Linked DNA regions of Homo sapiens: region 2 is linked to region 1. A link is an interaction called in ENCODE POLR2A ChIA-PET data of the cell type or tissue named here. Cell type or tissue: endothelial cell of umbilical vein. All regions are shown on one strand. Links, peaks and the distances in the headings refer to the core of each region. The heading gives the core; the rest is flanking DNA.

Region 1 (16,154 bases), core at 4,058-6,557:
GCTTTTTACTTTGGCTCCTGAGGCGTGGCTCCTCCCTGCCCATTATCCTCCAATCATAGCTGTTATCAGAATGTTGTTCTTGCTGTATTCATCCTGGTTTTCCCTTCTAACCAGTTTCAAAAAATCTCAGCCCCCTCAAGTTCCATGTCTAGTATATACATCATGTTTTTATTTGAATATTTTACCTTGGGAGCTGGATTACCGCAGGACCTCCACTCAAAAAATGGAAACTCGAAACTTATGTCTTACCATCACTATTTTCAGATTCCGTCTGTGCTCCTCAATTTCCTGGGCAGAGTTCATCATTTCCAGGCCCCTGTGGTACAAATTCTGTTACCTCTGATTGACCCCTGGGGCTCCTGACTGAGGAGAGAGAGCAGATAGTAACCCACCTTCTAAAGAAAGTAGCTCCACTTCCAGCTCTCGAAGACTCTCAGCCTCCAAATGCTCTCCCTCTAACCCCAGTTCTACTCCCCGCCCCGCCCCTCCCCGCTGCCCCGTACTGACAGTGTGTGTTGGGGGGTGGAGATTGCAAGGTGGAGGGGGCTGCTGTTGGTGGAAGTCCTGATTAGGGAGTGGAGTCAGGCCCCACCACTAAAGAGGACCTAGACCCAGTGGTCAATTCCAAGGCAAGGGGGAAAATCCCACTCTTGGTTCTATTACACAAATATATTATTTTTTAAAAAGAAATTACAATCTACTTCCAGAAATAGAAAATCAGTACCCCTTGCCACAAAAAGAAGGTAATTAAACAAATAAAAGTGAGGGACTAGGCAGAAGTGTTATTAAACTTTAGCACCTGTGAACATACCTGAGGCCTGCTCTCTAGGCTAAAAAAGGAGATGAGCAAGAATGAGAGTGGTGTTAAAGCACCCATGTGAGGCTTTCTCCTTAGTGTAATAAGACAGATTAAGAAAGGATTGGGACCGGGTGTGGTGGCTCACGCCTGTAATCCCAGCTTTGGGAGTGGATCACTTGAGGTCAGGAGTTCGAGACCAGCCTGGCCAAACACGGTGAAACCCCCGTCTCTACTGAAAATACAAAAGTTAGCCGGGCATGGTGGTGCACGTCTGTAATCCCAGCTACTCTAGAGATGAGGCAGGAGAATTGCTTGAACCCAGGAGGCAGAGGTTGTAGTGAGCAGAGATTGCGTCACTGCACTCCAGCCTGGGTGACAGAGCAAAACTCCATCTCAAAAAAAAAAAAAAAAAACGGCTCTGACGGGAATAACAAAAATAATCACTGACTCCTTCAGTCAGCACCTGCTGAGTGCAGAGAGCCCAGCAGTGCCTGGAGTGATATAAAACAAACCTTCAGTTAATCTTGTTATCAACTAAAGGGCTACTTCTTCCAGGAAGTCCACCCTGATGTGCCCCTTCACAAGCTAAACCTCTCCTGCTGTAACGCTTGCCATGTTTCATTGCAATGGCATATTGTCTTCCACTCCTGAGTATAAATTTCATAAGAACAACCACTAGAGCCAGTTGCGGTGGCTCACGCCTGTAATCCCAGCACTTTGGGAGGCTGAGGCGGGCGGATCACCTGAGGTCAGGAGTTCAAGACCAGCCTGACCAACATGGTGAAACCCCGTCCCTACTAAAAATACAAAATTAGCTGGGCGTGGTGGCACATGCCTGTAATCCAGCTACTTGGGAGGCTGAGGCAGGAGAATTGATTGAACCTGGGAGGCAGAGGTTGCGGTGAGCCAAGATCATGCCATTGCACTCCAGCCTGGGCAACAAGAGCAAAACTCTATCCCCAAAAAAAAAAAAAAAAAAAGAACAACCACTAGGTCTATCTTGTTCACCTCACTGTCCTGGCACCGGCTCCACCCTGGCCCCACAGCCTAGAGCACAGGTGTTAAATGAGCTGATGAACGAATAATGAATGAATAACTGAGTGAGCCTCCCTGACTTCCAATTATGCCTTTCTTTCCTTCTCCCTGCCCTCCTCCCTGTCCTTATCCAAACCCTCCATCCTTCAAGGCCCTGCCAGGGGTCCGGCTTCTCCAGAGGCCTTTTTAAACCAACGGATCCACCCTAAGCCCTCTTGCCCCAGAATATTCCATCGCTGGCAATACGCATACCCAGGGCACATTCAGTTCCATGGTCTGGTGTGTTCCCCACACCTCCAGAGGGCAGGGGCTGTGGGTGACACTTAAACCACAGGTGCTCAGGAAACACTGAGGAGTGACTCCACATGGTCCAGCCTCCAAGTACAGAGCTGTGTTGGGTCTCAACAGCTGTGTTAGTTTCCTGTTGCTATGGAACAAATTACCACCAACTAACTTAGTATCTTAAAACAACACACATTCATTATTTTAGAATTCTAGAGGACAGAATAGAGTCTCACGGGGCTAAAACTAAGGTGTTGGCAGGGCCAGCCAGGTCCTTTGTGGAGGTCCAGGGGAGACTCCATTTCCTTGCCTTTTTCAGCGTCTCAGGCCTGCCTGCATTTCTTGGCTTGCGGCCCCTCCCATCTTTAAAGCTGACAGTGGATGGCGGAGCCCTTCCCTCTCTACATCACTCAAAGTTTCTCTTCTGCCTCCTGTTTCCACCCTTGTGATGACACTGGGTCCACTTTGATAACCCAGGATCATCTCCCCATCTCAAAATCTCTATCACATTTGCAAAGTCCATTTAATGTGTAAGGTAACATGTTCACAGGTACCAGGGATTAGAATCCAGTCATCTTTTTTTTTTTTTTTTTTTAACAGACAGAGTCTTGCTCTGTTGCCCAGACTGGAGTACAGTGACACGATCTCGGCTCACTGCAACCTCTGCCTCCCGGGTTCAAGCGATTCTCATGCCTCAACCTCCCAAGTAGCTGGGACTACAGGCATGCACCCCCACGCCCAGCTAATTTTTTTTTTTTTTTTTTTTTTTAGTAGAGACAGGATTTTGCCATGTTGGCCAGGCTGGTCTCAAGTGATCCGTGCGTCTCGGCCTCCCAAAGTGCTGAGATTACGGGTGTAAGCCACCGCGTCCAGCCAAGGCCACATTCATCTTTGAGGGCTGTTGTTCTGCCTACCACAGTAGTAGCTGTCCCTTGTAGTCACAGGACACACTGGCTGGTGGAATATTCCTAGTAGCTGACATTTACTGCTCCAGGCACATTACATGACACTCCATGAGTTAGGTGCCATCATTGTCATTTTACAGATAAGGAACAGAGGTTAAATAACTTGGCATGTGGCAGAGCTGGGATTTGAACCTAGGCAGTGGGGCTCCAGGGTGCACCTTCCTGGCCTCTTGGCTACACTGCCTCTCTGGCACCATTATTGCCCTCAAGATGCCTGGAACAGGCCAAGAAGATCTGAAGCCCAGCTCAGGAGGAGAATTTTCTCCAAGGTTTTCTAGGTAAGGCCCCTGTTTAGGCTACAAATTCTCTGCCAGTGATCTCTCATTTCAGCCCTTTCTCACCCTCCCACACCATCCACACTCTATTATAGGCACCTAAGCCGTGATCCAAGAGGGCTGGAGGGAGAACTGCCAATGGTTTTCTTCAGGGGTCCCAGGCAGTTAAGGCTGGAAAAGTTTCTGTGTGCCAAATACCACTCACATCCATCCCTGTCCTCCCCCAGCACCCGCACACCAAGTCACGTGAGCCCCACAGGAGGCAAATCTTATGTAGCAAATCAAAGAAAAGTAATCACCATTTACCCAGCTCACTGCCACAAAGAAGCCTGCACCCTTAAATGAGATTGGAACACATACGCCTTCCATGGGCATCGGGGGAAGAAGGGATGGCTTAACATTTATTAATTGAGCATTACTAGGGTCAGGCACAGTTCTAAGCGTTTTATACTTACTAACTCAGTTAATACAACAACCCTGTGCAGTACTGTTTTGTTGTTGTTGTTGTTTTGTTTTGTTTTTGTTTTTGAGACAGAGTCTTGCTCTGTTGCCCAGGCTGGAGTGCAGTGGCAGGATCTCGGCTCACTGCAACCTCCACCTCCTGGGTTCAGCAATTGTCCTGCCTCAGCCTCCTGAGTAGCTGAGATTACAAGCGGCCACCACCATGCCTGGCTAAGTTTTGTATTTTTAGTAGAGACAGGGTTTCACCATGTTGGCCAGGCTGGTCTTGAACTCCTGGCCTCAAGTGATCTGCCCGCCTCAGCCTCCCAGTGTGCTGGGATTACAAGCATGAGCCATCGTGCCTGGCCCAGTACTTATTATTATTATACTCAGTACTTATTATTATAATAATACTCAGTATTATTCCCATTTTACATATCAGGAAACTAAGGCACAGAGAGAATGTCACTTGTTGATGGTCACATAACCAGTAAGTGGAGGAGCCAGGATTGGGGCCGTTCTCCCTAAGCAGGGAACCAAGGCAGAGGCTGACCAGAGCTGAATAGCCCCAGCCTGGGTCATGCTACTTCCGTCAACAAAGCCCCCTCTTGTGCCTTCCCAGCATAACCTGTTGTTTTTGGACCTGGCAAGGCTGGTTTCCTGGTTTCTATGTCAACCACACTTCCATTTAATTAATTTATTTCCATTCCTTTTTTCTTCTTCTTCTTTTTTAAATAGAGACAGATTCTTGCTATGGCTATGGCTACAGTCTTACCCAAGCTCTTCTTGAAGCCCCGGCCTCAAGTGATCCTCCCACCTCAACCTCCCAAGGTGCTGAGATTACAGGCATGAGCCATCATGTCCAGCCTTCAACCAGATTTCTTGACAGCACCTTTATATGTGATTCTTACACCAATCTTCATTGTTAACCCCATTTTAAAGAAGCAGAAACCAAGGCCCAGGGAGGCTACATAACTTGCCAGAGCTCTCAGAGCCAAAAAGCAACAGATGTGGAATTCAAACCCGGGCATTCAGATGCCCAAGTTCCCTGCACTCCCACTCTCCCAAACTGCCTCAGCCTGAGCAAGCCCAACCTGAAGCCTTCCTCCTGGAGTCCAAAGTCCAGCCAGGAATGTGACATGGGCTCCCCAGCCCTCCAGATGTGTGTGCTCACACTTTGTCTGGACTTGTTCCTCCTTGGCCTTCGAACGTTCTGCCCTCAGATGTCCCCATTAGTCACAGTCTGTCTGAGAGCCCTCGGATTAGCTGGATGGGAGCAGACGCAACTTTGTGGTGGTCATCAGGTTGTCCCATTCATCAGCTCAGGCCTGAGCCTGCTGGAGTGTGGTCGTTGCCAGAAACAATAACTCTTAGGAAAGAAAACCAGCCTCTTTCTGCCTGAAACTGTCCTGAGAGGTGCTTGACTCAGCATCGGCAATTATTTCCCAGAAGGAAAGTTACCGACCTGATTCGGCAGCCGCGTGCTCCGCTCTAGAAAGCTCATGGTGACGGGAAGCACAGGACAGGGGTGGATCAGCAAGAGAAGGCTTGGGCCTGAGCAGAGACTGAGATGAGCTGGCGCTAGAACCGAGGGAGGAAGTAGGGACTCATTCTGTTGTTTAGGGGATAAAGAGAGATTTCCGCGAAGGCTAGCCAGCTGTGCTAATTGGAAGAACGAAGTGGAAAAACAGTGATTTTCAAAAGTAGATCATCTGTGCACATTCTGAAATATATGCACATTTTTCCATTAGTATGAGTTTGCAGTGAGGATGTATCTGATGCATCCGTTTCTGTATCAGTCAGACTCAGCAGGAAGCAGATGGCACCCTCAAGCAGGGTAACTGATGAGAGTTTAACACAAAGGTGTGGACAGGGTTAAGGGATGGTGCCACACGGTGGGACGGCCATGCCTCAGGAGCTGTTACTAGCCCTAGGCTTGCAGGAAGAAGGAAGAGACAAGTGCAGGACAGGGACTCCAACAGGAACTGAGCTGACATCTTCAGCCGAGGGAGGCAGCCAACCTGAAGTGACCCTGGCAGAGTGGATAAATACTGCCGGGTCTTCACTCTCCTCCCATCCTCTGATCTCCAGTTAGTGCTTCCTATCACCCAAATCTAACAGACGCTGGAAGGCAGGGTGCCGGGTGACATCATCCTTAGAGTAGGGGGATGGAGACTGGATCTGGATAGGTGGATAGAAAGTATGCAGCACATTGCTGGTGCAGGAGCCTCTTTCACACATTCCTTTGGCTGCCATTTTCTGGACACCTGCAGTGTGTCACTCTGGGTTTGACACTGGGGAAATGCAGTGAATGAGCTGTCCTCAGGCTCTGTGTAGAGATTCTGCCTTTACAGATGCCAGGATAAAAAGAAAATCCCACAAGTGACTGGAAAAGAAGAAATGGATGCAAACATCACTGGCACTGGGGGTGGTGAATTTCAGACCATGTCTCTGGAGCCCAGCCCAATGTGGGAGATAATTTCTGTGGGCGAGACAGATAGTTATTAGTGCAGCATTTCCAATCAGCATTTCAAAAGCGTAGGTCATAATTTACATTCTCTAGGCTCAGGAAGGTTCTGGAAGACAATATGTGCTTAATTTACCATTAGTGAGCTGTTTTGTTGCTTGTAAAGCCAGGTTTTATTTACAAAACAACAAATTCTGCTGTCTCTGCCAAGGACTGGACATCTTGACACCAAGAAACATAGCAAAATCCAGTCAAAAGTGACTTTGCAAGCAGTATGATGAATTTCTATATGGTTCTCCAGCTCCAGCATTTTCTTAGGGAAAGCATGGCCAGAAATGCCCAAGTCTGTATTTTGGCAACAGCCCAAGCTTCTCAGACTCCACTGGCCAGTTCCAGATCTTTAAGTAACTATAATAAGAGCCATGCTGTCTGTCTCTAAAAAGTGAAGCATGAATCAAAAGTGACTTTGTTTTAATTTAACAGCATTGAGACTGTGAAAGGCACTGGATATGTTTAGGCACCTGTAAACGGAGAATGTGGGGTGAAAAAAGAGAGGCATAGCTGGGTGCGATGGCTCACGCCTGTAATCCCAGCACTTTGGGAGGCTGAAGCAGGCAGATCACTTGAGGCCAGGAGTTTGAGACCAGCCTGGCCAACACGGTAAAACCCCGTCTCTACTAAAAATACTAAAAATTAGCTGGGTGTGGTGGCACACGTCTGTAATCCCAGCTACTTAGGAGGCTGAGGCATGAACATTGCTTGAACCCAGGAGGCCGAGATTGCAGTGAGCCAAGATCATGCCACTGCACTCCAGCCTGGGTGACAGAGGGAGACTCTGTCTCAACAAAAGAAAAGAAAAAGAGAGGCAGGAGACAGGGCCACCAAGTACTGGCACACTGTGCCAACTCCAGGGACCACCAACTGATAGATTGCAGCATGCACGGCACCCTTGAGGTTGTGCAGTGTGGTAGCCCTGGCAGGATTCATTCTGTAATACATTTTCTACAGGGCATGCTCTGTACTCCTGATAGTCAGAGTCCTCGATCTGGCAACTGACAATGAGCTTTAAAACAGCCCACCTCTTTCCTAGAGAGATAAGACGAGGCAGAACAGAATCATTGGAAGAAACAGCTTCAGAGTCAGAACTCCTGTCAAGTCCTGGCTCAGTCACTTGGGAATTGAGTGGCCTCAGGCAATTTATGAAACCTCAGTTTCCTGATCTGTGAAATGGAGAGAATAAAACTACTTGTTTTGGAGATGAAAAGAGATCATGCACAGGCACTAAGGACACAGGAAGCATTTACAAGATAAGAGCAATTGAGCCTGCAGTGAGCCGCCACTGTACTCCACTGTACTCTGGGGGACGACAAAGTGAGACCCTGTTTCAAAAATAAATAAATAAATAATAAATGATAAGAGCTGCAAATAAGAGGATATTTGGAATGTCCAATGACAGTGATAATAACAGCTAACATCTATTGAACCCTCATGTGTGCTGGGCCTTGAGCTAAGGGCTTTACTTGGTTTAACTCATGTAATCATCTTAGCCCTCATTTGAAGATGTGTCTCCATTTCACAGATGGAAACAGGCACAGAGAGGTTAAAAGACTTGTCCAGGGTCACCCTACTAGCGCGTAGTACAACTGGAATTCAAATGCTGACACTGGCTTTCAACGCCAAACTCTTCACAACTACATTCAGTTTGGCAACTTTTAGAAAGCAGATGTGAATTTTTATGGCATAGTCAACCCAGAAAATTCCACTTGTGAGGACTTTCTAAGGAGGAATTTCAAAATGAAGACCAGCAGAGGAGGCTTATCCAGCCTCTTAGCCTGCTGGGATGTTGCTGGGGTAGTGCCCAGTGAGAAAAGCAAATCCTCCCGCCTCCACACTCCCTGTGCCTCTCTCTGCCTCCTCCTGCTCCCCGGCCTTCCCCCGCTAGGGCACCTTCTGTCCTCTTACCCACTGTCCATCCTTCTGGAGATTCACCTAGAGGCTAAGTCACACCGTGTGGAGCACTGAGCCACCTAGAGGGGTTAGCAGAAGGTGAGATGTTTGCTCTCTTTCTCCTTCTACCTCCCCTGCCTGCAGTTCCAATCACCCTTCATCCCTAACCTGCAACCATCTGTCCTGACAACCGCCCAACCTTCTGCAGACTCTTGCCGTGACAGTTCCAGACATTCATTTCACAAATAGGAATGGGGGCACCCTGCTTTGAGCAGGATAACTGGGCTGAGAGCAAGGGCCCTGTAGAGAGACAGCTGTGTGCCAGCGACCCCAGCGGCAGTGCAATGCTGGGAAAGGGGCTAAGGGCACACAGCAGGGTTCAGCACACATTACCTGGGGCAACCAAGAATGCTCCCTAGGGGAAGTGACTTGGGGTCTTAAGATGGGGGCAGGAGTTCAGGAGGTGGGAAACAGGAGGTCTATAGAGTGGGGAGGGCCACAGGAGCCAAGGTATGCAATTGTGAAAGAGCAGAAGGAAACAGCCAAGGGTGGCTTGGGACAGGATGTGGGTAGGAGGAGGGCTTCTGTACCCAACTGCCTGGATTTGAATCCCGAGGCCTCTACGTACCACCTGTGTGACCTTGGGCAAGTTGTTTGCCCTCTCTGTGCCTCATTCCCCTATGTATAAGATGGGAATAACAATACTGTCTACATCATAGAGCCCTGAACATCAAATGAGTTAATGTAATTAAGTACTTAACAACAGAGCCCAGCACACAGCTGTGCTCAATAGATGCGGGCTGGGACTATTATTACTATTATCTGTGAGGATGTGGGGCAGAGGGGCCTAAGGCCTCCTTGAATTATCAAGAAGGTCAGTAGGAGGTCCTCTAAGCCATCCCTGCGGCAGACAGGCTCCGGCTCTGAGGAGCACCGGGCAGGGACCCAGGAGGCTGCAAACCTAAGTGCAGATCCCCAGGCTGGGCTGGACAGGCTGAGGTCAGGGCAGGTGCAGAGAGGCCCAGAGCTGCAACACCGCACTTCATTTATTGCGTGGCTACTGATTTGCCCGTGCTGGGCACACGGACGTGGTAAAGGACAGAAGGGCTACTCCTGGACTGTTCTCTGGGCTTCTCACCCTGCGGTTGTGGTGAGAGGCTGCTGACAGCCAGGGCACCCGGGAGTGGGCGTGGCTGGAGAAGGACCCCTGTCCTTTTACAGCTAGGCCCACTCTGAGCCCCACGCAGTGTTCTAGAGCCTGTCCCCCCAGGGCAGGATGGTAGTGGGGGCAGGGGTCCCTGAGCCATTGCGGCCCTTCCCGGCAGGCGCCAAGCCTAGGGGCTGTGGTCAGCGTGAAAGGCAGGGCATGGACCCTCACTCAGGGCTGCGTGTGCCCGACGTGGGTGGGGGGGGCGTGGAATCGGAGCACAACTTGGCCCTGCGTTCCCAGGAAGGGACCCGAAGACCTCCCCAGGCCACCCCGCCATCTGCGTGCGCGCTGGCAAGAGGAGGGGCGCGGGGTAATGGTGGCCGGCGCCACAGCCCCGCGCCGCGCAGGTAGGTGTCCCCGCGAGCCAACCCCTTTCTCTCGCCTCGCCTGTGGGTCCCCGGCGCGCCGGACCCCGGAAACCGCGCGCGGGCCAAGGCCGGGTCTCGGCACCTCCCCCGGAGCGGCCCCGCGAGCGCGGGGGAACCGGGCGGGCCAGTGCGGGTGCAGGCGCGTGCGCGTGCGAGGCGGGGGCGCGCCCCAAGCGAGGCCGCCGGGGCGTGGCGGGGGCGGGAGACGCGGCAGCGGCCGGGACCGCGGGTGTCTGTCCGCGAGCGCCGGCGCGGCCCGGTCCCTGTCCCGGGCGGGGCGTCTCCGCCTGCGGTCGCCGCCCGGGTTAGCAGCCGCCCCCTCGGCTGGCTCCGCGGCCACCTGGTAATTACTCCCGCCCCCACAAAAAGTGCGAGACACCGCGAGCCCTTCATTTCCCAGAGCCCGGCCGCACCGGCCATTCCGAGTCCGTTTGGGCCTTTACATCCCCCAGATCTGCGCGGCCCCTCAGGGCAGCCCTGAGATCCCGACAGCTCCCCCTGCCACCGATGAGGGGAGAGCTGGCTCACTGCTCGGTGGGCTGGGGCAGCGCCAGGTGGGGTCCTAGGTTGCAGGCCCCCCACCCCCCAACTACTCCGCCAAGCAAATGGCCCAACGGAGGCAGCAGGGTCCAGGTGGTCCTCTGGGTGGTCCCCCAGCTGGAGAACAGGGGCTGCGGTGGCGAGAGGGCACAGGCAGGGGAGAGAGCCCTGCCTTGGAGCCAGAGGCTGTGTAGCTTTGCGCAGGTCACCTGCTGTGGCTGGGCTTCTGTAAAACTGAGATGAAAATGTTAGCCATTGTCACCTCACTGAGGTGTGAGGCTGGTTTGAGAGTCTGCAAATCTGAGATGCTATAGTTACGTTTGGCTTTACTCCCTCTGCCCCTACCTGCACACACAGGATCGCTTCCAAAAGGAGGCAGGGAAACAAATTCCTGAGCTCAACAGTGGAAGTGGGGCTGGACAGTGAGGATGCTGTGGACTGTGGGCTTTTCACTTGCCAGCCCAGTTCCAGAACCAGATAGTCTAAGTCCAATCCCAGCTCTTCCATATTTTAGAGCTATTACTGGGCAAGTCGCTTTTTTTTTTTTTTTTTTTTGAGATGGAGTCTTGCTTTGTCACCCAGGCTGGAGTGCAGTGGTGCAATCTTGGCTCATTGCAACCTTGACCTCCTGGGTTCAAGCGATTCCCCTGCCTCAGCCTCCCAAGTAACTGGGACTACAGGCGCCCACCGCCATGCCTGGCTAATTTTTGTATTTTTAGTAGAGACGGGGTTTCACCATGTTGGTCAGGCTGGTCTCGAACTCCTGACCTCAAGTGATCCGCCTGCCTCGGCCTCCCAAAGTGCTGGGATTACAGGCGTGAGCCACCACGCCCAGCCTATGTTGTCTCTTTCTAAGCCTCTGAGTTTTCTGTGAAATGGGCAACATAGTAGGGCGGTTATGGGATTGCACAGGTGAAATCCGACCTTGAAAGCCTTGCAATGTCCTCTGAATGTCAGCTCCGCCCACTTTTATTATTACTGTCATACCACACGCTTCTGGGTAAGGTGCACACTGTCAGAAGAGAAGACTCAGCTAACAGGAAACAAAGTGGAAAACAGGTTCAAGGCAGCAAATGTAAAGTGTGAAGGTGTCCAGAGGTTGGTGGACTTCAGTGGGTGGACCCAAAGAGGGGCTGGTGACTGAAGACCCCTGAGGGAAGGAGGAGCACTTGGCACCAGCCACGGTGAGGATGATGATGATGGTGGTAGAGGAATGAGCTTTAGCATCAGAATTCCTGTTTCATCTTTCCTAGCTGGTTGGCCTCAAACAAGATATTTTAACTTTCTGAGTCTCACTATCTCATAGGGAGAGTGGAGATGATAATACCTACACCTCAAGGAATTGTTATAAAAATTGAAATCAAATAATTATATGAATGAATCCAGCACATGATAGGCCCTAAAGTGATTTGGGGAGACAAATAATTTATGTTCCTGTTATCTATTGCTGCATAACAAACCACATTTAAAGATATTAACTTAGACCGGGCGCAGTGGCTCACGCCTGTAATCCCAGCACTTTGGGAGGCTGAGGCGGGCAGATCACGAGGTCAGGAGATCGAGACCATCCTGGCTATCACGATGAAACCCCATCTCTACTAAAAATACAAAAATTAGCCGGGCATGGTGGCAGGCGCCTGTAGTCCCAGCTACTCGGGAGGCTGAGGCAGGGGAATGGCGTGAACCCGGGAGGAGGAGCGTGCAGTGAGCAGAGATCGTGCCACTGCACTCCAGCCTGGGTGACAGAGCAAGACTCCGTCTCAAAAAAAAAAAAAAAAAAGAGTAGCGGCTACGTGTTTACACTTCAGTATACCCAACCCAACTTGCAAGTCTTCCTCCTGATTAGTTGGCAGTCTTTCTTGCAGGGCTTGGTGGGGATGGCTCATCTCTGCTCCTTGGAGCATCAGCTGAGATGGCCCTACTAGGGGATCCTCATCCAGGATGACATACTGGTATGCAAGACAAGTCGAACCTGGCTGTCAGCTAGGGGTGCAGCAGGGGCTGCTGGCCAGGGTTTGGTTCCGCTCCATGTGGGCCTGTCATCGAGGCTGCTTGGCTTCCTCACAGCATAGCACTTAGGTTTCAAGAACAATTATTCCCAGATGACAGGAAGTGGGAACTGCCAGTCTCTTCAGGCTTAGCCTCAAAAACCGGTACAGTGTCGCTTCCATGCTATTTCTGTTGGTTAGGCAGTCAGAGGGCCTGCCTAGGTTCAAGGGAGGGAACTTAGACCCCCACTTCTCAACGAGGAAAATCTCAAACAGTTTGCAGCCACCTTGGGTCGGCCACAACTTGAGTCTTCTCTTCTGCATTTTTTTTTTCTGGGTGCCATGGTGATGAATTAATGAATCTTTTGCAAAAGTTGAAGTGTTTCTCCCAGGAGAAGGACCTGCAGAGACAGACATGGGCCTTATCACAGTCCATTTTGGTCAGAATCAGTATCTCTGGGCCTGACACAGGGCTAAGGGAGCAAGCATCCTACCCAGTGGCCTCTCTAGCATCATTTTCCCTGGAACCTCTGAGGCTTCAATCCCCAGCTTTGTCAACCCTGGGGACAAACAAGAGGGAGAAGCCAACAAGAGAGCAATTTGGATTCAAGAAAATAGGTTTGGGCAGGTGGCCCGGGGTTGAGTGTAATGAGCATATTTGAAGCTCTCAAGTCGCTGGAGAAGTCTGTTTGTTTTTCAAGAGGGCTGCTTCCTGTGTGTTTGGAGTGACTGTTGTCATACATTATTAGGTTATTAATTGATGGGCTGGAGCACTCTGCAGGCAGTGGGGGCAGTAGGCCACAGGGGTTGCCATGGCAACCTCCAGGTCTGTGGTCTGTGCTGCGGCTGCAGACAGGAGAGATGCCCCAGGCAGCTCAGACCTTCTCAGACCACAGACTCTCCTGGCTGCAAGTCCCCGGTTCAGCACCAGGAAATGCACTTCCACGTAAGGCCACTCACTCACACCCTGAGAGTCCAAACCAAGCCTCTTCTTGTTGCCTCATCCTATATCCTGACTGTTTCCACCAGATTGTTAGTTTCTGACTTCAATTTTAGCCACGCTGGCCTTCCCAGCAGGCTACAGGAAGAAGCAGAATTTAGATTCATTTATTCACCCAAACGTTCGGCATGTTTTTGGTGTGCACGGTGCCTAGCAAAGAACAAAATAGACCCAGCTCCTCCTTCCCCAGGCAGCTTCCTGTGTAAAGGGGAAGATAGGCATTAACCAATAGTCACACATATTTCCATGCATTACATTGGTGAATATTAAAATACAATGATGGACCAGGTGCGGTGGCTCATGCCTATAATCCTAGCACTTTGGGAGGCCAAGGTGGGCAGATGGCTTCAGCTCAGAAATTTGAGACCAGCGTAAGCCACATGGTGAGACCTTGTCTCTACTAAAAATACAAAAATCAGCCAGGCATGGTGGCATGACCCTGTAATCCCAGCTACTTGGGAGGCTGAGGCACAAGAATCGCTTGAACTCGGGAGGTGGAGGTTGCAGTGAGCCAAGATCGTGCCACTGCACTCCAGCCTGGGCAACAGACGGGAGACTTGTTTCAAAAAAATAAATAAATAAAAATAAAAATAAATAAATACAATGATGGAACCAATCCCTTGCATATACTAAAAAATTTTTTTAAAAATACAGTGAGCTGGGCGTGATGGCCCATACCTGAGTCCCAGCTACTGGGGAGGCTGAGGCGGCAGGATTGCTTGAACCCAGACTTTCGAGGCTGCAGTGAGCTATGATCGCACCATTACACTCCAGCCTGGGTGACAGAACAGGGACCCCATCTCTAAAAATTAATTAATTAATTAAAAATGAAAACACAGTGAATTCAGACCTTGAATTGAATACCAGCACTGCTGCTTGCTTGCCAGCTGTGTGACCCTTGGTCTTGGATAGCCCTGAGCTTTCAGTGATAAAGCTGGGATGATATTTACCTGGTGGGTTGCTGTGAGGCATCAAGGCAGCCTATGGAAAGCTCAATGCCTTGCTTATACTGGGAGCTCAAAGCAGGTGAGCACCCACCCTGCATCCCCTTGCTCAGCACCCGTTTGTCATTTAGAACCTCAGGCCACCTTCTTTCTGTGTGAAGCATGTGTGAGGAGCCCTTGTCCCAGCTCCCTTGTACCACAGTGATAAAAACACTCAGAGCTCAATTTTTCCTTCCTTCCCTCCCTCCTTTTCTCTTCCTTCTTTCCTTCCTTCCTTCCTCCCCTCCCCTCCCTCCTTTCCTCCCTTCCTTCCTTTGGGTCTTTCTCTGTTACCCAGGCTGGACACTACAGCCTCAAACTTTCAGGCTCAAGGGATCCTCCCTTCTTGGCCTCCCAACTAGCTGGGACTACAGGTGCGGGCCACCACAACCAGCTAATATTTTAAATTTTTGTACAGACAAGGTCTCACTTTTTTGCCCAGGCTGGTCTCAAACTCCTGGCTTCAAGCAATTGATCCTCCTGCCTTGGCCTCCCAAAGTGCTAGAATTACAGCTGTGAGCCACCATGCCTGGCCCTTTCCATTATCAAGTATTTATTTAGTCCAAACACTTGTGCAGCATTATAGCAATTGCCATGGGGATACAAGAGATAAAGGTGGTCCTCAGTTCATGTTAGAAGGGCAGAATCAGGCCGGGCGTGGTGGCTCACACCTGTAATCCCAGCACTTTGGGAGTCTGAGGAGGGCAGATCACGAGGTCAGGAGATCAAGACCATCCTGGCTAACACGGTGAAATCCCATCTCTACTAAAAATACAAAAAATTAGCCAGGCGTGGTGGCGGGCGCCTGTAGTCCCAGCTGCTCAGGAGGCTGAGGCAGGAGAATGGCGTGAACTCGGGAGGCGGAGCTTGCAGTGAGCTGAGATTGCGCCACTGCACTCCAGCCTGGGTGACAGAGCGAGACTCCATCTCAAAAAAAAAAGAAGGGAAGAATCTCGGGCCCTACCCCAGACCTACTGAACTGAACCAGAAGATACACTAACAAGATTCCTGGGAGATGTATAATACATGCACACTAACATTCGAGAAGCAGCGCTGTACAGGGTTTTTGTTTTGTTTTGTTTTGCTTGACACATGGTTTCACTCTAGTCGCCCAAGTGTGATCTCGGCTCACTGCAACCTCCACCTTCTGGGCTCAAGCAATTCCCCAGCCTCAGCCCCCTGAGTAGCTGGGACTACAGGCACATGCCACTGCACCCACCAATTTTTTGTATTTTTTGTAGAGACGGGGTTTCACCATGTTGCCCAGATTGGTCTCAAACCCTGAGTCAAGCAATCCACCCGTCTCAGCCTCCGAAAGTACTGGGATTATAGGCATGAGTCACCTCACCCAGCCAGCACTATACAGGGTTTTAAGTAAGTATCACAAGGTGGGTGTGGGAGGCAGAATAATGCCCTCTCTAAAGAGGCCCAGTTCTTAATCCCCAGAACCTGCCACTGCGTTACCTTACGTGGCAAAGGGAGATTAAGGCAGCAGGTGGAATTAAGACTCCTAATCAGCTGACCTTAAAGTAAGGAGTGATCCAGCATTGTCACAAGCAAGGACCCTTTGAAGTGGAAGAGGGAACATGAGAGTCAGAAGAGGAGATGTGATGTGAGAAGGACTCAGTTGACTGCTGTAGGCTTTGAAGATGGAAGATGCCACAAGCCAAAGTATGCTAGAAGTCTCTAGAAGCTGGAAAGACAAGGAAATGGATTTTAGAGCCTCAAGAAAGAATGCGGCCCTGCAGACTGCAGTTTTGATTTTAGCCAGTAAGATCGATGTCATGCTTTTGACCTCCAAAACTGCAAGATAAGAAATCGATGTTGTTTCAGCCAGCCACGGTGGCTCACGCC
Region 2 (7,861 bases), core at 3,458-5,957, 110 kb after region 1:
ACCCTGGCAATGTAAATTGACAGCTTATTTTCATGGGTGCCCGACAAAGAATAGACAGAACCCAAAGTCATCCCTCTGAGGCTCACCTGAGACAAATGCATATCTGATTGCTTCCTCTGCCCTATTGTTTATGTAAAAATGTAGATTCACTGAGCCAGACTAAGGCATAAGTGACTACTCCTCTACCCTCCTCTCACATGGAAATTGTGTATTCAGTGAAAGGCTGATCAATCTCACACATAGATTGATTTCTCAGGTCTCCCTAAAATGTATAAAACCAAGCTGTGGCCAGGCATGGTGGTTCACGCCTGTAATCCCAGCACTTTGGGAGGCCAAGTTGGGCAGATCACCTGAGGTCAGGAGCTCAAGACCAGCCTGGCCAACATGGCAAAATCCTGTCTTTACTAAATATACAAAAATTAGCTGGGCATAGTGGTGCACACCCGTAATTCCAGCTACTTGGGAGGCTGAGGCAGGAGAACTGCTTGAACCCGGGAGGCAGAGGCTGCAGTGAGTCGAGATCGCACCACTGCACTCCAGCCTGGGTGACAGAGTGAGACCCTGTCTCAAAAAACAAACAAACAAACAAAAATAATAAAAACCTGTACCCCGACCACCTTGGGTGCATGTCCTCAGGACCGCCTGAGGCTGTATGTTAACGCTGTATCCTTAACTTTGGCAAAATAAACTTTCTAAGTTGATTGAGCTCTGTCTTAGATACTTTTGGGTTCACATAGGAAAGAACCTTGCAGGGGAGAGGCTGCCTTCATCCTTCATGGGCCCGGCAAGGCCTGCATGAGCAGGCAGTGCTCATCACACCATGGGGAACAGCTGAGGTTGTTCCCGTGACGCAGAAACAAGCAAGCAGGCTCACACCCAAGGGAGGGGGTTTTCCTCTTTTCCTTTCAGTTCAGAGAAGACAAGCCTTTCCATCTGTTGTACTCACTGCTGGATGTGCAGCATCAACAGTGCCTGGCACACGGGAGGTGCCCAATAAATGTTCACTGTCAGCCGGGTGCGGTGCCTCACGCCTGCAATCCCAGCACTTTGAGAGGCCGAGGTGGGCGGATCACTTGAGGACAGGAGTTTGAGATCAGCCTGGCCAACATGGTGAAACCCTGTCTCTACTAAAAATACAAAAATTAGCCAGGTGTGGTGGCGCATGTCTATAATCCCAGTTACTGGGGAGGCTGAGGCACGAGACTCGCTTGAACCAGGGAGGCAGAGGTTGCAGTGAGCCGAGATTTCGCCACTGCACTCCAGCCTGGGCGACAGAGCGAGACTGTGTCTATAATAAATAAATAAGTAAATAAAGCTCACTGTCAGGAGGGATGGGCAGAGCATGTGGCTCACACAAAGGCAGCTGAGAAAAGGCGGCCAGGGAGGCAGGAGAGAAACTTTGTGATTCAGAAGCAAGTATTTCAAGGAGGAATTTACGGTCCGGGGAGGTCAAGGAAGAGAAAACCCAAGAAGCATCCACTGAACTTCATAACCCAGGCTCCTTCTTCCAGTTTATCCCACTGAAGCCCTCACAGCTCCACCAGCCCACAACGACAGGAAACACCTTATATTCATGTAGCATCATATTTAGAACCACGAAGGATGCACACGAAAAACAGAAGACACAGCTTCCTTGAAGCTTCCAGTCCAGTCAAGAAGATCCTATTATTTACAAGAATAAACAACTCACAGTGTTACAAAACTCCATTTTTGGTTTCTGTAGATGTCCCCTGGATCACTTCCCCAGAGTCCCACAACTTGATAATGGAAGAACAAAATGAGTAGGTGTGCAGACCTTGTCTCTCTACTCATTAATTTTTGTGGTAGGAGTTGCTCAATGTTTGCCAAGAGAGTTGCTGGTGGTAGCCTAAATACAACTGCAAATTTGCAAAATAAGTGTTGCTGCAAGGAAGAAGGCATCCTAACTGTATAATCATTTTATTTAAAAAATGGTATTATAATAGCAGAGACAAGATTGGGGAAATGCTGGTAGTCATAATTAAGATTTGTTTATTTAATAGGTTAAATACAAGGGCTCCCCACATGCAAAGAATTGTTAATGAAACAAGTATTTTCTTTCTTTATTTTTTTTCTTGAGACAGGGTCTTGCTCTGTCATCAGGCTGGAGTGCAGGTAGTGCAATGATGGCTCACTGCAGCCACAACCTCTCAGGCTCAAGCCATCCTCCCACCTAAGCCTCCTGAGTAGCTTGGGACCACCACAGGCATGCACCACTGTGCCCAGCTAATTTCTGTTATTTTTTTGTAAAGATGGGGGTCTCACTATGCTACCCAGGCTGTATTTTCTGAACTCCTGGGCTCAAGCGATCCTCCTGCCTTGGACTCCCAAAGTGTTGGGATTACAGGCATGAGCCACAACACCTGGCCAAAACAAATATTTTCAATGAAAGCAAATGGTGGTCCCTTCTCCTCCCCTTTCTAAACAATCCAGTCCTAAAGCCACAAGGTGGAGCTGAGTAAGGTAGGACTCCGTGGTGGGGAATGGCGGGTAGGGTCTCTTATGACATGAGACCCTGTCTATAAAGAAAAAAGAAGGGCTGGGTGGGGTGGCTCACGCCTGTAATCCCAGCACTTTGGGAGGCCGAGGCCAGGAGTTCAAGACCAGTCTGGCCAACATGGCAAAACCCCGTCTCTACTAAAAATACAAAAATTAGCCAGGTGTGGAGGCGCACGCCTGTAATTCCAGCTACTCAGGAGGCTGAGACAGGAGAATCTCTTGAACTCAGGAGGCGGAGGTTGCAGTGAGCCAAGATCGCACCACTGCACTCCAGCCTGGGTGACAGAGCAAGACTGCATCTCAAAAAAAAAAAAAAGAAAAGAAAAGAAAAAATAAAAAAGATGAATAATGAGATATAAAAAAGATTTTCTTTAGTACCATTCTTGAAATGTTTTGTCACTTTGCAATTATTTTAAAATAAAAAAAATAGGCCAGGCATGGTGGCTCACGCCTGTACTCCCAGCACTTTGGGAGGCCAAGGCAGGTGGATCATGAGGTCAGGAGATCGAGACGAGACCATCCTGGCTAGCATGGTGAAACCCTGTCTCTACTAAATAATAAAAAAAAATTAGCCGGGTGTGGTGGTGGGCGCCTGTAGTCCCAGCTACTTGGGAGGCTGAGTTAGGAGAATGGCGTGAACCCCGGAGGCAGAGCTTGCAGTGAGCCGAGATCACGCCACTGCACACCAGCCTGGGCGACAGAGCGAGACTCCGTCTCAAAAAAACAAAACAACAACAACAAAGAAATAAGAAACTATAGAAAAATTATGGATAAACAAAATGTGGTATATACATACAGTAGAATATTCTTCAGCCTTAAAAAGGAAGGAAATTCTGATGCATGCTACAACATGGGTGAACCCTGAGCACGTTATGCAAACTGAAATAAGTCAGACATAAGTGACAAATATTGTATGATTCCATTTCTATAAGACACCCACAACAGACAGATGGACAGACATGGAAAGCTGAATGGTGGTGACCACAGGCTGGGTCCAGGAGATGGGGTGGGGAATGGGGAGTTACCGTGTAATGGGCAGAGAGTTTCAGTTTGGGAAGATGAAGAGAGTTCTGGAAATGGAGAGTGGTGATGGTTGCACAACAATGTGAATGTACTTAATGCCACAGAACTGTACACTTAAAAATGATTAAAATGGTAAACTGTATGTTGTATATTTTTAACCATAATAAAAATTTTAAATTAAAATGTTAAAAATCAAGTTGTGATTGTTAAAAAACATTCGGATTAAGGCCAGGTGTGGTGGCTCATGCCTGGAATCTCAGCACTTTGGGACGCTGAGGCGGTAGGATCCCTTGAGTCCAGGAGTGCGAGACCCCCATCTCTACAAAAAACAAAAACTAAAAAAATTAGCTGGCATGGTGGCGTGCACCTGTAATCCCAGCTACTCAGGAGGCTGAGGCAGGAGGATTGCTTGAGCCCAGGAGGTCAAGACTGCTGTGAGCCACGATTGCACCACTGCACTCCAGCCTGGGGGACAGTGAGACATTCTCTCAAAAAAAAAGAAACATTCACATTAAATGTTTAGTTTCAAATTGTTGGTGTGAAAAGCAACAATTTTTCAATGTGTTGCTGAAAAGCACCACACCAGACTCAGTGTGTGTCTTGAATATCAAATATTCTAGCCCCGGGGCCCCTGTTCCAGCTCCACAGGAAGGCGCTAATATTGGGAAAGGAAGGTTTTGTGTGGGTGCTTCACACAGGCCAAACTGGATTTTTTTTTTTTTTTTTTTTTTTTGAGATGGAGTCTCACTCTGTCACCCAGGCTGGAGTGCAGCGGCGCAATCTCCACTCACTGCAACTTCCACCTACTGGGTTCAAGCAATTCTCCTGCCACAGCCTCCTGAGTAGCTGGGACTACCGGTGCCTACCACCATGCCTGGCTAATTTTTGTATTTTTAGTAGAGGCAGGGTTTCACCATATTGGCCAGGCTGGTCTCAAACTCCTGACCTTGTGATACGCCCGCCTCGGCCACCCAAAGTGCTGGGATTACAGGTGTGAGCCACCGCACCCAGCCCAAACATAAGCTTTATGACTCTGAAAATTTGGGAATAACTCTGTCTGCCCAGCATGACTGTGAATGTCCATTCTTAGAGAGTTCTAGAATATTTGAGAACCTCATTCTTCAAAGTAAATCTGCTTTTAGTTACTTAGCCAAATAAAGCAACCCAACCAAGTGGCAAAAGTCCAAGGTATGACTGCTAAGGGCAAGAAAGGCCAACCCTTCTGTTTCACAGTTTGCTTGGCCTGTAAAACTAGAGCACACGTGTTTGCTTATTTAGTACAGAGTTTCTGCAACGGGTCCATCAGGCCAAATTCCTGTAACCACAAAATATGATGCACGAAATCTACATGCAGGTTGAGTGTATGATACTGCCAACAGTAAACGCTGAGTCATCGGTTCCATGGTTAGTCCTAATGATAAACTAGGCAGTTCCTTTAAGGATGTTTAGCTACTTCTGGCACTGCACAGCTCAACCAACGGCCTGACCCACAAGCCTACTTCAGGGTCACCATGAGCACCACTCCCTGGTTGGAGAGACTGGGGGCTCCACACATCTCCATCACTGGGAGAGAATTTGCCAGAGTGATAACGACCTAGAGACACCACCTGCATACACAGAAGACAGGCTGAACTAATAGCAAAGTATGCAAACTCTTTGGGCCTCAGTTTCTTTCTTTTCTTTTCTTTTCTTTTTTTTTTTTTTGAGATAGAGTTTCGCTCTTGTTGCCCAGGCTGGGGTGCAATGGCACCATCTCGGCTCACAGCAACCTCCGCCGCACGGGTTCAAGTGATTCTCCTGCCTCAGCCTCCCGAGTAGCTGGGATTACAGGCATGCGCCACCACGCCTGGCTAATTTTGTATTTTTAGTAGAGACGGGGTTTCTCCATGTTGGTCAGGCTGATCTCAAACTCCCCACCTCAGGTGATCCACCCGCCTCGGCCTCCCAAAGTGCTGAAATTACAGGTATGAGCCACCGCGCGTAGCCTTTACTTTTCTTTTTTTGAGACAGGGTCTCACTCTGTCGCCCAGGCTGGGGTGCAGTGGCACAATCACGGCTTACTGCAGCCTTGACCTCCTGGGATCAAGCGATCCTCCTACCTCAGCTTCCTCAGTAGCTGCTACTACAGGTACACTGCACCATGCCTGGCTAACTTCTGTATTTTTTTGGTAGAGACAAGGTTTCACTATCTTGTCCAAGGCTGGTCTTGAACTCTTGAGCTCAAGTGATCCTCCTGCCTTGGCCTCCCAAAGTGCTGGGGTTACAGGCATGAGCCACTGCGCCCAGCAAGGGCCTCAGTTTCTTCATGTCAAATGCCACACATGCAGGACAGACATTTTGTTAGCACCTTCTGGTTCTATCATTTTCGTAATCTGTAACTAAACAATAATTTATGAGTTAATGATGTTATTGAGTTTTAAGTTTTTGGTTGTTAAAATAAATTCCTAGCCAGGCACAGTGGCTCATGCCTATAATCCCAGCACTTTGAGAGGCCAAGGTGGGTGGATCGCTTGAGCTCAGGAGTTCGAGACCAGCCTGAGCAAAATGGTGAGACCCTGTCTTTACTAAAAATACAAAAAAATAGCCAGGCATGGTGGTACACACCTGTGGTCCCAGCTACTTGGGAGGCTGAGGTAGGAATATCGCTTGAGCCTTGGGGGTGGAGGTTGCAGTGAGCCGAGATGGAGCCACTGCACTCCAGCCTGGGTGATGGAGAGAGATCCTGTCTCAAGAAAAAAAAAAAATCCTTTGTTAGAGATGTGTGTATCTTTCTTTTTTGAGACAGAGATTTACTCTGCCATCCAGGCTGGAGTGCAGCGGTGCAATCTTGGCTCACTGTAACCTCCACCTACTTAGTTCAAGCGATTCTCCTGCCTCACCCTCCCAAGTAGCTGGGATTACAGGTGCGTGCCACTGCACCTGGCTAATTTTTGTATTTTTAGTAGAAATGGGGTTTCACTATGTTGGCCAGGCTGGTCTTGAACTCCTGACCTTAAGTGATCCACCTGCCTCAGCCTCCCAAAGTGCTGGGACTACAGGCTCACGTGCGCCACTGCGCCCCGTCTGTGTTTCTTTAATTGAGAATAAAATTACCTTCAGTTGGTTGGTCTGGTCTCAGAATCACACATTGGTCCAGAATTACACTTGCCCTGCTCTGAAGAAGAATGCCACCTGAGAGCACAAATGTATAGAAAGAAATGTACATAATAAAGCCATCACAGAAGCAGATATGATGGGACAGATATAATAACAGATGCCCTTTCAACTTGATCCTCTCATGCTAGGCCTAAAATAAAAGAGTTAGATTTAGTGTGTGTATATATGGGTTACGTTTCAGAAGACATGAAATTGGTCTAAATCTAAATAAAAATGAGCTAAGCTCTGCCTAGGTTCATTTACATTCATCTATCAACAGCCTTGCAGAGATGGTTATGTAAGTGCTACGGGATGGTTCCAGCACTTGTTTCAAAGGGTCTTTCAGTCCATTCAAGCTGCATCCAAAAATAGTTGAGGCTGGGCCCTATTCTGTACTGCCTGTGGCTTCACAAACTGAAAACCACCATATCAGACGTGGTTATGCCCTACCTTGCTCGGCTTTCTGGGTTAGATCCTCTGAAATTTCATTTTATGAGTATTCCTGATTACCAAATGTTCAGAACTCAGCTCCTGCCCCACAAATTCTTTATGACATTGCATAAAACCAGTGACAGTGCCACATCCAGGCAGGATGAGGACCACGCACTCCTAACTATGGAGACAGGAATGCTGGCAGTGCTACTTTTGAGGTCACTGTTGGCCAAGATAATTGCTTCACTAGGCAAAGGCAAACCCCCTTAAGTGAGTTTCCTGAGGACTCAGAGAGGAAGGCCACAGGTGCTCCAGGAGGAGGATGCACCATCAGGGACCTTGGACAATGACAGCAAGACAGTGAGAAGCCTCTGGGGACCATTCTACAGGGGACTTCTTCCCTGGCCGTGCAGCTGACAGGCCCCAGGAAGCAGAGTCCCTGGGCTCTCCCTGGCAGCTCTCGGTGCATTTCCAGGGGAACAGCTTGGCAGCCCCGTGCTGGGTGGTGCGCTCCATCTATTTCTATGGTACCTATCACCATGGTACCTACTTGCTCTGAAAAACACAGCTAAAAACAGAACATAAAGAATAGGAGCACAGTCCGCTTCCCTGCAGTCACCTTCTGCAGCTGTTGTTATGCCTCAAGATTGCTCTCATGGGCCCCCTTCCATTCTGAGTTTCCATGTTTTTGTTGTTTGTGACCTTCAAAAACAAGAGGCTTACTAGCCGCATCAGCCTTGTCTTGGGGACAATG

The links. Peaks named below come from ENCODE experiments on the same cell type or tissue, not always from the same donor. Only the 100,000 strongest peaks of a DNase experiment are listed, where the experiment ranks them.
Region 2: POLR2A ChIA-PET joins it to region 1 with 7 read pairs; 1 of 35 experiments calls an interaction of 5 or more read pairs at or near these places.

What each region holds. Positions count from the first base shown.
Region 1 is chr14:91,247,329-91,263,482 of GRCh38, reverse strand. It overlaps a transcript of GPR68 not described here. Among named protein-coding and RNA genes, the nearest start is that of GPR68, 11 kb to the right of the region's middle. RefSeq lists enhancers at 8,825-9,356, 9,357-9,888 and silencers at 9,852-9,911, 9,942-10,091. In endothelial cell of umbilical vein, for the core only: no CTCF peak of the experiment used is centred there; DNase peaks (open chromatin) are centred at 4,392 and 5,242.
Region 2 is chr14:91,146,631-91,154,491 of GRCh38, reverse strand. All of the region lies in intron 1 of DGLUCY (D-glutamate cyclase), which reads right to left. Among named protein-coding and RNA genes, the nearest start is that of SNORA11B, 24 kb to the right of the region's middle. RefSeq lists a silencer at 1,490-1,768. In endothelial cell of umbilical vein, for the core only: no CTCF peak of the experiment used is centred there; a DNase peak (open chromatin) is centred at 4,811; H3K27ac peaks cover 411 bases.